Linked DNA regions of Homo sapiens: region 2 is linked to region 1. The links are chromatin contacts, found by Hi-C or POLR2A ChIA-PET in ENCODE. All regions are on one chromosome and are shown on one strand. Each heading gives the region's core, a stretch centred on a gene start or an enhancer-like site at or near the end of the contact. The rest is flanking DNA. Distances are from core to core; before and after follow the strand shown.

Evidence for each region. A loop is a pair of places that touch in the nucleus more often than their neighbours do. ChIA-PET counts read pairs that join two places held with the same protein, here RNA polymerase II (POLR2A). Pooled maps may share reads with other maps.
Region 2: a loop to region 1 is called in a pooled map, with 5 times the contacts of the local background. The contact joins the enhancer-like site here to the promoter of VPS37C in region 1. A Hi-C loop is called at or near these places in 1 of 168 maps with a recorded cell type or tissue (B cell), 10 of 37 single-sample maps with no recorded cell type and 9 of 50 pooled maps. POLR2A ChIA-PET finds 5 or more read pairs at or near these places in 2 of 52 experiments (HEK293 and WTC11).

Annotation. Positions count from the first base shown.
Region 1 is chr11:61,158,597-61,164,796 of GRCh38, forward strand. VPS37C (VPS37C subunit of ESCRT-I) reads right to left here and starts at 2,830. Exons shown (of 5, transcript NM_017966.5): 1 at 2,795-2,830. RefSeq lists enhancers at 2,293-2,886, 2,887-3,479, 3,220-3,269, 3,280-3,419 and a silencer at 2,470-3,229.
Region 2 is chr11:61,443,403-61,449,602 of GRCh38, forward strand. It overlaps SDHAF2 (succinate dehydrogenase complex assembly factor 2), which reads left to right. Exons shown (of 4, transcript NM_017841.4): 4 at 2,539-3,331. The coding sequence ends at 2,669. It also overlaps the pseudogene RN7SL23P. Among named protein-coding and RNA genes, the nearest start is that of SDHAF2, 16 kb to the left of the region's middle. RefSeq lists an enhancer at 2,940-3,687. Within about 2 kb of position 2,934, at least 16 of the 41 ENCODE cell types and tissues checked have a DNase peak (open chromatin) inside an H3K27ac peak, as active enhancers do.

The DNA of each region.
Region 1 (6,200 bases), core at 1,580-4,079:
AATCCTGCTTGAGGTGGGACCAGATAAATCAGCGGAACTAAAAATACTAACAGGTCTTCAAAGGTAGGGCCTACCTGCCTGAGCTATCTGTTTGAGGTTCACTGGGGAGACTCTCTCTCCTCTCCAGCCCATCCTAAGCCCCAGGGGTCCTACTTGTCAGCCCCAGCTAAATCAAGACAAACCTGTTTGATATTTGCTTAAGTCTTTCACATAAACCAGTAAAGGAAGATAAAGAGGTGAGATATGAATTGGAAGGAGCACCTACTAAGTAAACATGCCTTTACAGCTAGCAAAACCTCAGACAGTGCTGCCATTAGACACCTCTCTGTCATTCGGTAAGCACCTGGGAACAGACCAAAACCTTGTGGAAACGCCACATCCTTCAAGGACACTTCTAACAGAATTTCCACACAACAGAGATCCAGCTGGATTAAAAGAGCTAAATCCATTAAATCAGGTCTTGAGTGATCTAATTTTGTCAGCCTGGAAAACCCCTACTATTACTGGCCAAGAGTGTCCAGAAATGATTCATATGGCTAGTTAACCCAAAGGCTTTTTAAGGGCAAATTAACAAATTTCAAAGCAATAAACAAAAAGAAAACAAGAATCCTCAGGAATAATGTCACTTCCAAGCTACCAGTGGCCCAGCAAATCTACAAAGTTCTTAAAGGCAGTGTTTCCCAAACTTGCCTTACCGTAAGAATCACCCAGTGCATTTGTTAATAGATTTCTGGGCCCTCCTCCAGACAATAGCCCAAGAATCTCTAGAGGTGGAGCTCTGTATTTTTAACAAGCATCAGAAATTATTCTTAAGGTCCAGCACCTTTGGGAAACTAAACGGTCTGAGAGGCAGTATCACAGAGTTAAAAGCACATTAACTTCGAAATAAGACTGATGGGTTACAAATCTCACTTGTGGCCAGACGCAGTGGCTCACACCTGTAATCCTAGCACTTTGGGAGGCCAAAGCGGGTGGATCACCTGAGCTCAGGAGTTCGAGACCAGCCTGGCCAACATGGTGAAACCCCGTCTCTACTAAAAAATACAAAAATTGCTTGCAGTGAGCCGAGATCCCGCCACTGCACTCCAGCCTGGGCGACAGAGCGAGACTCCGTCTCAAAAAAAAATAAATAAATAAATAAATAAAAAATACAAAAATTAGCCGGGCGTGGTGGTGGGCACCTATAATCCCAGCTACTTGGGAGGCTGAGGCAGGAGAATCGCTTGAACCAGGGGGCGGAGGTTGCAGTGAGCTGAGATCACACCACTTCACTCCAGCCTGGGCGACAGATCAAGACTCCGTCTCAAAAAAAAAAAAAAAAAAAAAAAAAAATCCAAACTTGGCCACTTACTGGCTGTGTGACACTAGCCAGGTTATCTAACATCTCCGCAACTCACTTCATCTGTAAAACGGGATCATCACCTATTTGGACATGTTCGCAAAATTCGGTATGTTCAGAAAGCCCTAGAACAGTGCCCAGCATATGAAGCCAAGCAACAAATCACAGCTATTGCTACCTGCAAAACAGCGGCCAGAAACTGCTCAGAAAGTCTACAATGAAAATGTTCTACTTAATGGAAATTACAAAGGCACGGAACCACATTTCCAAGATAATCTAGGTAAAAGGCTTTTCTGGGCACTATGACCGCAAAGAACAAAGACTCAGTTTAGCGTCCAGTATTTTCATTGCAACAGTCCCCGATCCCACCCGGAACTACAGAGTTCAGGTGTCTGCAGGGTTGCAGCTTTGGACAACAAAGTAAGAGTCTTTCTTTCCCCAGTTCCTCGGTCACCACCACCTCCAGCTCTAAGGCCAAAAGTCACAGAACTGAGAGTCTGGTGGCAGCATCTTGGTGCATTAGTAGGAAATGGGACTCCTGGAGCCAATAAAGAGGGTGGAAAAGGCCTTAGGCAGCAAGAGAACTGAGGTACCGCTGGAGCGAAGGGAAATGAGTGGGAAGTTTCTGGAGCTGAAGACTGACATTCCCAGGGTAAGTGAGCCCAGACAAGGTGTAGCTGGGAAAGCACTGCCTCAGCTCAGCGACTAAAACCCCAGGTTGTAGAGTCCACTCTGCCAGTAACTCACAAAACACCTCCAGTTAACTCCTTCTCCCATCCGTAAAGTGGGAAATCGCCTCATCGGCTGAGGAGGAAATGAAGAGGAACCAGGCATATAATGGGTATGTATACATCAGTGCCCTTTGCGCCCAGAGGGTCCCGGGGTAAGAAATGTTCAGTGATGCTGGGAGGTCCAAGTCTGAGTCCTGAACAAAGCCAAAGCTGAAACTCCCATCTCTCAATGCCCTGGAGAAAGGGCACAAGCCAGTAAGTCACAGAGCAAAGTCCCTCCAACCTCCCCTCTGCCACTCGTCTCCCGCGTGCCCTCTGGCAAGTCGGACCCTACTCTTAGGCCTCAGCTTCCCCATCTATACAATGGGCTAATTGGCTCTAATGTCATCAGAATTGTGACCGCAAGATGCTCACATATGGGACGAGGGCCTGCAGAGACGCAGAAAGGAGGGTGGCGGTGAGTGGTGGGGCGGAACTGGAGGTGCGACCCGCCGGGGAGCCGGGGCGGCGCCTCGCGCTCTCCCTCCCTCCCTCCCACCGCGAGGGGCAGGGGCGCCGGCCCCCGGCGAGAGTCACGCGCCCCTCGTGCCCAATCACCGGCCTCTGCCAGGATGAGGCGGGCAGGCGGGGGCGCTCCGGGAGCCACGGCCGGCGCCGCCCCCACCGTCGTCCTCTGCCCCGCCCGCCTGCGGCAGAGCCGGGACCCTCCCCAGTCTCCGCTCACCTGCCAGGGCCGCCGTCGCCGCCGCCACCGCGGGTTAAACCGCAGCCGCGCCCACACTTCCGGGGTCCGCCAGGCCCGCCCCCTACCGGATGTGACCCCCTTGCAACGTCCGGCGCCCCAGTGGCGCGCGTGCTCGCCCCGCGACCCCGTTGGCCGCCCCGCCTCGCGCGCCTCTGAGTTACCACGACATCGTGCCACACACACACGCTCGCGGCCGCCCGGGCCACAACCACGGGAGCGCCCACGAGACCCCTCCAGCGCTCGCCGCACGCCTCGGCCCCGCCCCCGGTAAGAGGCCCCGCCCACTGGGCGGAGACCAGGCCGCTCTGGGCTAGTGCGCCGGCGCGGACGTCCGCCGCCTTCCGAGTGGCCAGCGAGGACTCGCTCTGTACACAGCTCGATCTTGGGAGGCTTCTCAGAGGGACCCAAAAGGAGGGGGAAGCAGATGGAAGCCCAGAACCTAGGAGGAGCCCCAGATGGGCTGAGCTCAGACTGAGGAGCCCCAAGGCCACCACACACTCATTTCCATTTACTAGTTAATCTCTTTCCCCCACCCATTCATTCTACAGAATTACCAGTATTCCCCATCTCCTCCCTTCCCCCCTGGAAACAGGAGAGTCCAGCATAATAAGGAAGCCCCCTCTGCTCTAACCCTTAAAAAAAGGAATCTGAAGTGACCTGATGTTAACTAATCAGGTGTTTTTTTTTTTTTTTCTATTCTGTTCCCTTTCCCACCTATGAAACCCACTGCTCTGCTATTTCCCAGGGGAATTTGAGACCAAATAAGTCTATTTACAATGGTAACTGATGTCAATGTCTAAAGTTTCCAACCTCTCAAAATCAAGAGGTTGACCAAAAGGGGAGAAGTGTCCAGTTTAGCCTAAAGTTGTCTCCTGGCGTATCTTAAGTTTGTCCTAAAGGTTTCTCCGTACATAGTGAACTGGATCCTACTCATACCAATCACAGAGTTTCAGCCAATCACAGGCAGCCACCTGTTCAAACCTTGTTCCAATAAGGCAAATGTCAATCTGTCATTGGTAGGGAACCAAACTGGATCCCTTTGCCCTCAGAAAGCCAAACACCGAAGTATCAGGTTTTTGTAGAGGGAAAGATTTGTTGCAAGTCAACTGGGAAGGAGACATGCTCAAATCTGTCTCCCCAAGCCAGGGGCTGTGACAGGTGTTATAGGCAGAGGGTAATGAGCAGTGATCTGATTGAATCTTGCAATAAGCAATGATCTGACTGGATCTTGCCATGGGATGATGCCATGGCTCAATCTGATTAGATCATGGCTTATACCATGTATCTACTTCTTAATTCTGTTCCGGTTCTTTGGTCTGAGCATTTAGGTTGCGCCTGTGGTTGCATGCTTGGTTCTTCTGGGCACGCTCAGGTTACATAACTTGCAACCTGGGATCATGGCAACTGAAAAAACAACTCACCACTTTATTACACAAAGTTGAACCAGATGGGGCTGGTTCTGCGCTTACATAACTGGTCCAACTGTTTCTGTACCTCGCTTCTGTTTTCTGGACATCTATTTCCTTTTTCTTTTCTTATTTTTAAATTTTAATGATTATTTTTTAATAGAAATGGAGATTCGCTATGTTGCCCAGGCTGGTCTGGAACTCCTGGACTCAAGCAATCCTCCAGCCTCGGCTTCCCAAAGTGTTGGAATTACAGGCATGAGCCACCACGCCCAACCTGCTTTCCGTTTTCTATCCCTAAATGTTATCCAACCACCTGGCAGCCTCAGAGTCACTCTGAACCTATTCTGGTTCTGGGGGCTGACTGATTCACAAATCATTATTTGCTCAATTAAACTCTGTCAAACTGAATTTGTCAAAACTCCTTCTTATAACAGAAGGGGTCCATGAAGAAGGTCAGCTGCTGACCCTTCTGAGACACTGGTGACTCCTTTGAGCGGGGGCATGTTGGTTTTGCAAACATTTCACTTGGTACAGAATGTCAGAGTGACTCCCATTGACAGCACCTGTTTGAAAGCTAGGTTGAAATTGTTTCTGAGGGTTAGGGAGGGCCAGGGCAGATGACCTTAATTTTTTGTCATAAGCCTTTTTGTGCTATGTGATTTTTTTTTTTTTTTGAGACGGAGTTTCTCTCTTGTTGCCCAGGCTGGAGTGCAATGGTGTGATCTCTGCTCACTGCAACCTCCGCCTCCTGGGTTCAGGTGATTGTCCTGCCTGAGCGTCCCAAGTAGCTGGGATTACAGGCGCCTACCACCACACCCGGCTAGTCTTTGTATTTTTAGTAGAGACAGGGTTTCACCATGTTGCCAGGCTGATCTCGAACTCCTGACCTCAGGTGATCCACCCACCTCGGCCTCCCAAAGTGCTGAGATTACAGGCGTGAGCCACCACGCCCAGCTGCTATGTGATTTTTAACTCTGCATGTGTTTCATTTCTGAAGGAAAATAATTAGGAAACACTATTGATGGATTAGCTTGAGTTTATATCCAGCAATCTCTTCACTGATTAGTACCATGTTGGAAGGTGGGACATGGACATGATGGCTGGAGCAAGTGTAGTCATCTTGAACCATGAGGCGACCATAGGAATAGAGGCCACACTAGTGGCACAACAAAATAGAAGGAACCTGAGCCCTGATTCCGTAAAGGACCATGACACCACTGGACGGCTGCCTCTGGGCTCTGTGTGAGAGGGAAATAAACCACCTCGTGTCACTGTTGTTTTGGATTTTCTGTCACTTGTGCCCTTTAAGTCTTAGACTCTACTTCTGGAAAGCCCCTATATCCTAAGACTGGGTAACTTCCCCCCTTGTATGTTATTCAAACACCCCACCCTTCAGCCCTTTCTTAGCATTCTCTACACTTTTCTGTAGTTGACCTTTCACTCCCCCTAGATAGTAACTTCTCTAAGGACAGGCAGAGACTCTATTTTATACATCATTTTATGCAGATGCTGGAAACTGCTAACGCTAAAAAAAAAAAAAAAAAAGAAGAAGAAGAACTTGTGAATGTGACAGACACGATGATTCTACCAAGGGTGTTGAGGGGAAATGACACACTGCTGCCTACGCTCTCTCTCCGTGTCCTAAGTCGTTGCCACATTATCTTCTGGGGCCACAGGGTGCTGGCCCTCCTGAATAACCAAAGATAGAGAATTAGGACGAAGGAGGGAGGAAGAGAAAATTGCAGGAAATTCAAGTCATGGGAGGGAAGTGGCATTGGGAAAAAGGGTGCTCTTTCTATTTGGTTCCTGCTATTTTCGACTTTGGGCCTTTTGCAACTTCCCTTGGCTCTAGCCCCTCCTCCAGTCCTGGTCTCTTATCACACATACACCTATGTTCCCACGTTCTATACCTCAATTACACCCAATTTCATTCATAAGTGGAGTGGCCCTGATTAATGCAAAATTTTTAAGAAGTT
Region 2 (6,200 bases), core at 1,684-4,183, 280 kb after region 1:
TCTGTTGATTTCTTTGTCCCTTGACAGTGTGTTGTTTTTTTCTTCTTTTGTGTATATGTCTCGTAATTTTCTCATAATTGTATTTATGCTTACAATTGGGGATGCTTCTTCTACTTTACTGTTAGTGTGGGGATCAAGTCAGTGAGTTGGGAGGTAAGCTCAGCTTGGGTTGTTTTTGCTTTGGTTACCTTCATTGCATTACTAGTGTCTAGCGTTAACGTGTGCTTAGAGTGGAAGCTGGCTCTGTCGCCCAGGCTGGAGTGCAGTGGCACCCTCTCGGCTCACTGCAACCTCCACCTCCCAGGTTCAAGCGATTCTCCTGCCTCAGCCTCCTGAGTAGCTGAGACTACAATCACGTGCCACCACACCTGGCTAATTTTTTTTTTTTTTGAGACGGAGTCTCACTCTGTCACCCAGACTGGAGGCAGTGGCGCGATATCGGCTCACTGCAAGCTCTGCCTCTTGGGTTCATGCCATTCTGCTGCCTCAGCATCCCGAGTAGCTGGGACTACAGGCGCCCGCCACCACGCCCGGCTAATTTTTTGTATTTTCAGTAGAGACGGGGTTTCACCGTTTTAGCCAGGATGGTCTTGATCTCCTGACCTCGTGATCCACCCGCCTCGGCCTCCCAAAGTGCTGGGATTACAGGCGTGAGCCACTGTGCCCAGCCTGTGTCTGTGGTTTTATACACTCATGCTAGCCCACACTTGGCTTTTAACAATTCATTGCAAATTTTAGTGGCACAGGCCTGCAGTCCCAGCTGCCCTGGAGGCTGAGGCAGCAGGATCGCTGGAGCCCAGGAATTCTTGGCTGCAGTGCTCTATACCAATCAGGTGTCTGCTGTAAAGTTGGCAACAGTATGTTGACCTCTCAGAAGCAGGGGACCACCCGATTCCCTAAGGAGGGGTGAACCAGCCCACGCTGGAAATGGGACAGGTCGAAATTCCTGTGCTGATCAGTGGTGGAATTGCACCTCTGACTAGCCACTGCAGTCTCCCCTGGGCAACATAAGGCTGGCCCTGTCTGTATTAATTTAAAACAAATTTTTTTGGCTGGGCGTGGTGGCTCACGCCTGTGATCCCAGCACTTTGGGAGGCAGAGGTGGGCGGATCACAAGGTCAGGAGACCAAGACCAGCCTGACTAACACAGTGAAACCCCATCTCTACTAAAAAAAAAAAAATTACAAAAAATCAGCCGAGCGTGGTGGCGGGCGCCTGTGGTGCCAGCTACTCGGGAGGCTGAGGCGGGAGAATGGCGTGAGCCCAGGAGGTGGAGCTTGCAGTGAGTCCAGATCGCACCACTGCACTCCAGCCTGGGCGACAGAGTGAGACTCGTCTCAAACAAAAAAAAAAATTTTTTTAGCTGAATTCCTTTTACCCATTTGTATGATGTCCAGTGTCTCTTCTTCCTGTGCCTGCCACAGGTGAGCAAGTGCATGGCTCTCGTTTCTCCTTTGAAGGGCCTCTTTTTCCTTAGGTTTCGTCTGTTGGGTTGCCTCGTGACCTCAGTTCTCTGATATCTTTGAGAAAAGTCATAATATTTGTAATTTATCTGGCTTTTTCTTGTTGTTACAGTGAGTGCAATATTCTTTCCAACTTTCTACTTTCTTGGGGGAAGCCAAAACCTCTTTGATCTTATGTTGATTGTCACATGAAAACAGAGCCCTCACTAGATGCCAGGCCCTGTGCTGAGTAAGGGAGAATCTGACTTGGTTTTGAGGAATTCTCTCTCCTGGCGTCGTACCTAGTGTTGGTGGAAGGGTAATTCTGGAGCACATTGCCTCGGCTTTGGCAGTGGGAGGCTTTGCTTGTAATTGGCATCTTAAATAAGTGTCCCAAGGGTGTAGAGAAAGGTCAGGGGGAGCAGCACACTGCCAGACCCACTGCCGTAGACTGAGGCTGGCCTTCTCATTCTTCTGACTCAGTGCCTATGTTGCCCGTTCACTGAAATCTGGTTCTTTAGGCTCATGACAGTTCTGTGTGCCTCCAATATCCTTCCAATAAATTCCTTTTTGCTTAAGTTTACTAGAGTTATTAGTTTCTGTCTCTTAAAACTGAGGACCTCTAACTGATAGACAAAGGAGAGAGCTTTTGTTTCAAGAGATATATACATTGCAAGGGAAAACACAATGTCTGGGGAACAATGGAATTGCCAAATGCAAAGCAAAATAGTACAGCCAAGATTGTGCGGGCCAGGGGTCAGCAAACTTGTTCATAAAGGACCAGATAGTAAGTATTTTACTTGTAGTCATATGGTCTCTGTTGCAAGTACCCAATTCTGCTGTCATAACACAAAAGGAGCATGGGTAATATGTAAACCATTGGGAGCAGCTGTTCCAATAAAACGACTTGCAAATATAGGCTCACACAGTTTGCCACCCCCTGGTATAGGCTAACATCGTGTATATTTAGAAGAAGGATGGAGACAGTCTATATATCCATCTGTGGTTCTTGGCCAGTGTTTCGAGTTTTAAGATTCTCATACCTGAGCATTGACTGACTATGGCATAATTTTTTCTGCCCACTCTTCTCTTGCAGAAGCTAAACCAGCCCCAGAAATATTTGAAAATGAAGTCATGGCCCTGCTGAGAGACTTTGCTAAAAACAAAAACAAAGAGCAGAGACTGCGTGCCCCAGATCTTGAGTACCTCTTTGAAAAGCCACGTTGAGCTGTGCTCCACGGCCTGGCATGGGGGTTCAGTCTGTGGATGGTAACTACTTATGATGGACGTTAGCCTTGCTTCCGGCTTCTTAGATGCCCAGCTGCCCTACCCCAGACCACTGGTCCTGCCTCAAGTGATGGACATAACCCTCTCCTAGGACATACATGTAAATGCACAATGTGACTCATTCTCATACTTTTTTGTTCAGCTCTGAGCCTCAAAAGTGATTTGTCAGCAGCGCTGGCATGCAGGCTTTGCCTGGCTGCTATCTCTAGAGGCAAGTCTGCCACGAGAGGGCACTGCAGGCGAAGCAGTTGTGCTTGCTCATTGCCTCAGCCCAAGTGTACTCAAAGAAAAGAGGCAGCCAGCTGTGCGTGCTGTATGGAAAGCCTCCCGCCCTCCCTGCAGCTCCCCGCCCTCAGTGGCCCAGGGCTTTGTTGAAGTGGAACTCCCCACTTCCAACCTGGTATGGCTCCTTCTGCGAAGGGAAGCTGATCCCAGCCTCCTGAGCTGAATCCTTCAAAGGCACAGCAGGCAGAATGAGGGCCACAGGCAGGAGTGGTGTGGGCACACTGCTTAGGAGTCAACATCTTCATCATTGGGCTTTCTTTAAAACGTGCACTTTGTAATTTGAAAGAGAATTATTAAAGCATACTGAAAAAAGGAAATTTACAATTTCCCAGCCCTCACAATTAATTTTAATTTTGTCTATTTTCATATAACCCATAGTCATGTTTATAGAGTTTTACAAGTTCACAATTACAGGTTTTATTTTCATGTAGCACTATAGAAAACTTTCCCCCTCATTCCTACAGTCTTCACAATTAGTTGACTAAATAATAATACATAAGAAATAATATATTAGAATGAATTAGTTAGAAGTGTTTTTAAAAGCTCTAGGGCTGTGTGACTTCTGTGTTGCTAGTGGTGCCCTCCCTGGAGGGGTTTTGCCCTCAGAGCTGTAATCTAGGCAGTAGAATCAGTCACCCAGACTGGACCAGGTGCATCTAAAGGTGTTGACTAGAAGAAGGTCGGCCAGATTTGATGAGCAGGTGGTTGGTGATTATAGGAGCCGCACACAGGGACTACACACGCACATGTTTCCAGCATTGTTGAGCTCCAGGGTTCCTACAGAGCCACCTCATGGTTCCTGCCTGCTCTTCAGTATCCCTGGTGGCTCAGGAGGGAAGGGAAGAGATCTAGCCTTTACGTAATCACAGTTAAGCCTCACAGCACTCTAGACTAGTGGTGTTACCTGTATTTTATACATAAGAAAGTGGGCTCAGAGAGAGGAAGTAATTTGTCCAAGGTCAGGTAGCTATTGAGTCGAAAAAGCAGAATTTAGTATAGCTCAGTCTGCCTCCAAAGCTCTTGAACTTTCTACTAGAACACACTGCCTTACTGCTGGAAATTTAATAGAAGTCTCTGTTTGGGAAAGCTGTGGCAAATAGATGTGACAGTTCTGAGACATGACCTCTGTGTTACATGGTGGGTAGGAATCTGCCAGGTGCTTCGCCAAGTGAGTAGATCTGAACTTGATCACCCAGTGAAGCTTCTGTGAGGAAGCAGCGCAGTGCACTGGTTACACATTTAAATCCTGGCTCTGCTGCTTACCTGCTGGATACATGAATTGACCTGAGCCTCAGTTGCCTCATCTATAAAATGGGGATGACAATGCTTCCTGTCTCAGCTAGTTGATGAGATGAAACACACAAAGCTCTTACATGGTAACTTGCACAGTATGTACTCTAGATATGAATGTCAGCATTTAGTCATAGCCTCAGTCTGAGACTTAAAACCTGTCCCTAACACAAATTGCCTGGCATATCAATGAGGTCACCATAGCTACATCCAGGGTTTCTCATCTGCAGGTCAGAAAGCTGAGCCTATTAATAGAACCACAGAATGTCTTACCTCCCAGTGAAGACGAGAGAGAAAACAGACCCTGGTGACAAGACCTTTGATGGAAAAATCTAGCACTCTCCCCTAAGCAAGGAATGGAAGTGAGACTCGCAGAAGCAGGGCAGGCGAGGAAGGAGACGTCTCCCTGGGAGCTTGCTGAAGACTCTGGCTATTCTCTCGGGCTGCATTTATGTACCCTGGGGAGAATGTTAAGCAGGCCGGGAGTTTATATATAGACATAGATCTGGACTGTACGAAGTGCACATGAATTGGGCGGTGACTTACCCATTTATCCTTTGCACGTTATGCAACAAACCCCAGTAGCCAAGGATGTAGTTGGAACTTTTCTCCCCCTCGGGTTTGATCCCTTCTTATCCTGATTTTGTCTTATTTAACACAATGTTCAATTGCTGCCGCTTTCACCTGGGAATGGCATGCTTCTAGAGGAATTGTTTTCCTCCCAGGCTGCTGGATTGTGTCATCTTTGAAAGTGAAGGATCTTGCTAAGTTCACCTGCTCAGTTGTCAGGCCCAGGGATGCTATGTAAACAGTTTTTCCCTTTATTAGGCATTAAGTAAAACTAGGCCGGCCACAGTGCATTTTTTTAGGAATTAATAAACATATAGCAAGGGCCAGCAGCCCCCGAAGGATCGCTAATGCACAGAAGCTAGACTCATTCCTTTTACTTTGACACATCCCTGCTTACTGACCTCATTCAGAGCCTGTGTGGGGCATATGAGCGTCTGGCCCTGTCCTGACCGACTCAAGTGGTCTTGTGAGTCCTGCACAGGCTCTCCACGTGACACCTTAAATTGGGTCAGGAAAGGCTGTTCTCTTTCCATCGTTTCCTTTTAATCATCCTAAGTCTTAAAAATCCATAAGCCAAACACCTTGTGCTGGAGCTTTCTGTGCCTTAGACAGAGTGTGTCTTTTGGGGGTCATTGTAGAAGCACTCTTACTGGCTTTGAGTGTTATCTGGAGGTCATCTGGTATGTCTTCTGCTCCAGCCAGGGTGGCACCAATACAGACCTGGTTCATATTTTTAAACATCACTGGGAAAAGATTCCGATGGGATAGTTGGGGTCTCTCATTTATCCTTCAGTCCATCTGCAGCTATTTGTGGCTAGACAAAGAGAGGAAGGTTTAATGATAAGCTAAACAGCTGTAGATGGCAAGCAGGTCTGTGAGATTTTTGAGCTGACAGCCCCACTTAATAGTATGTTCTGTAGTATCTGAGGACAGTGGACTCACCATCCCGCAGCTATCAAGTTGATGACACTGATCAGTACCCAGTGAAACTAACTCCTGACACCTCAGTTTCCCAGTGAACCCTCTGGGAATGAGGAGTGGTGTTCGAATTTTCCTGTCAGGGAAGATGGCATTGGTGGGATAGGTGGCTTCAGGCCAGCAGTACTTTTTGTGGCTTAAGAAACAAGTGTTGTTAGCAGTTTGTTAGAGGGGTGGTAGAAAGTTTAAGCTATCCAGGACAACATCAGTCTTTAAAGGAGATGGGTAGATTTATCATCACCTATAGCTGCAAAAGAAGAGTTAAAAGCCTTTTGTTGGATCCCGGATCTCAGACCCCAGATACTCCTTTTTTTTTTTTTTTTTTTGAGACAGGGTCTCACTGTCACC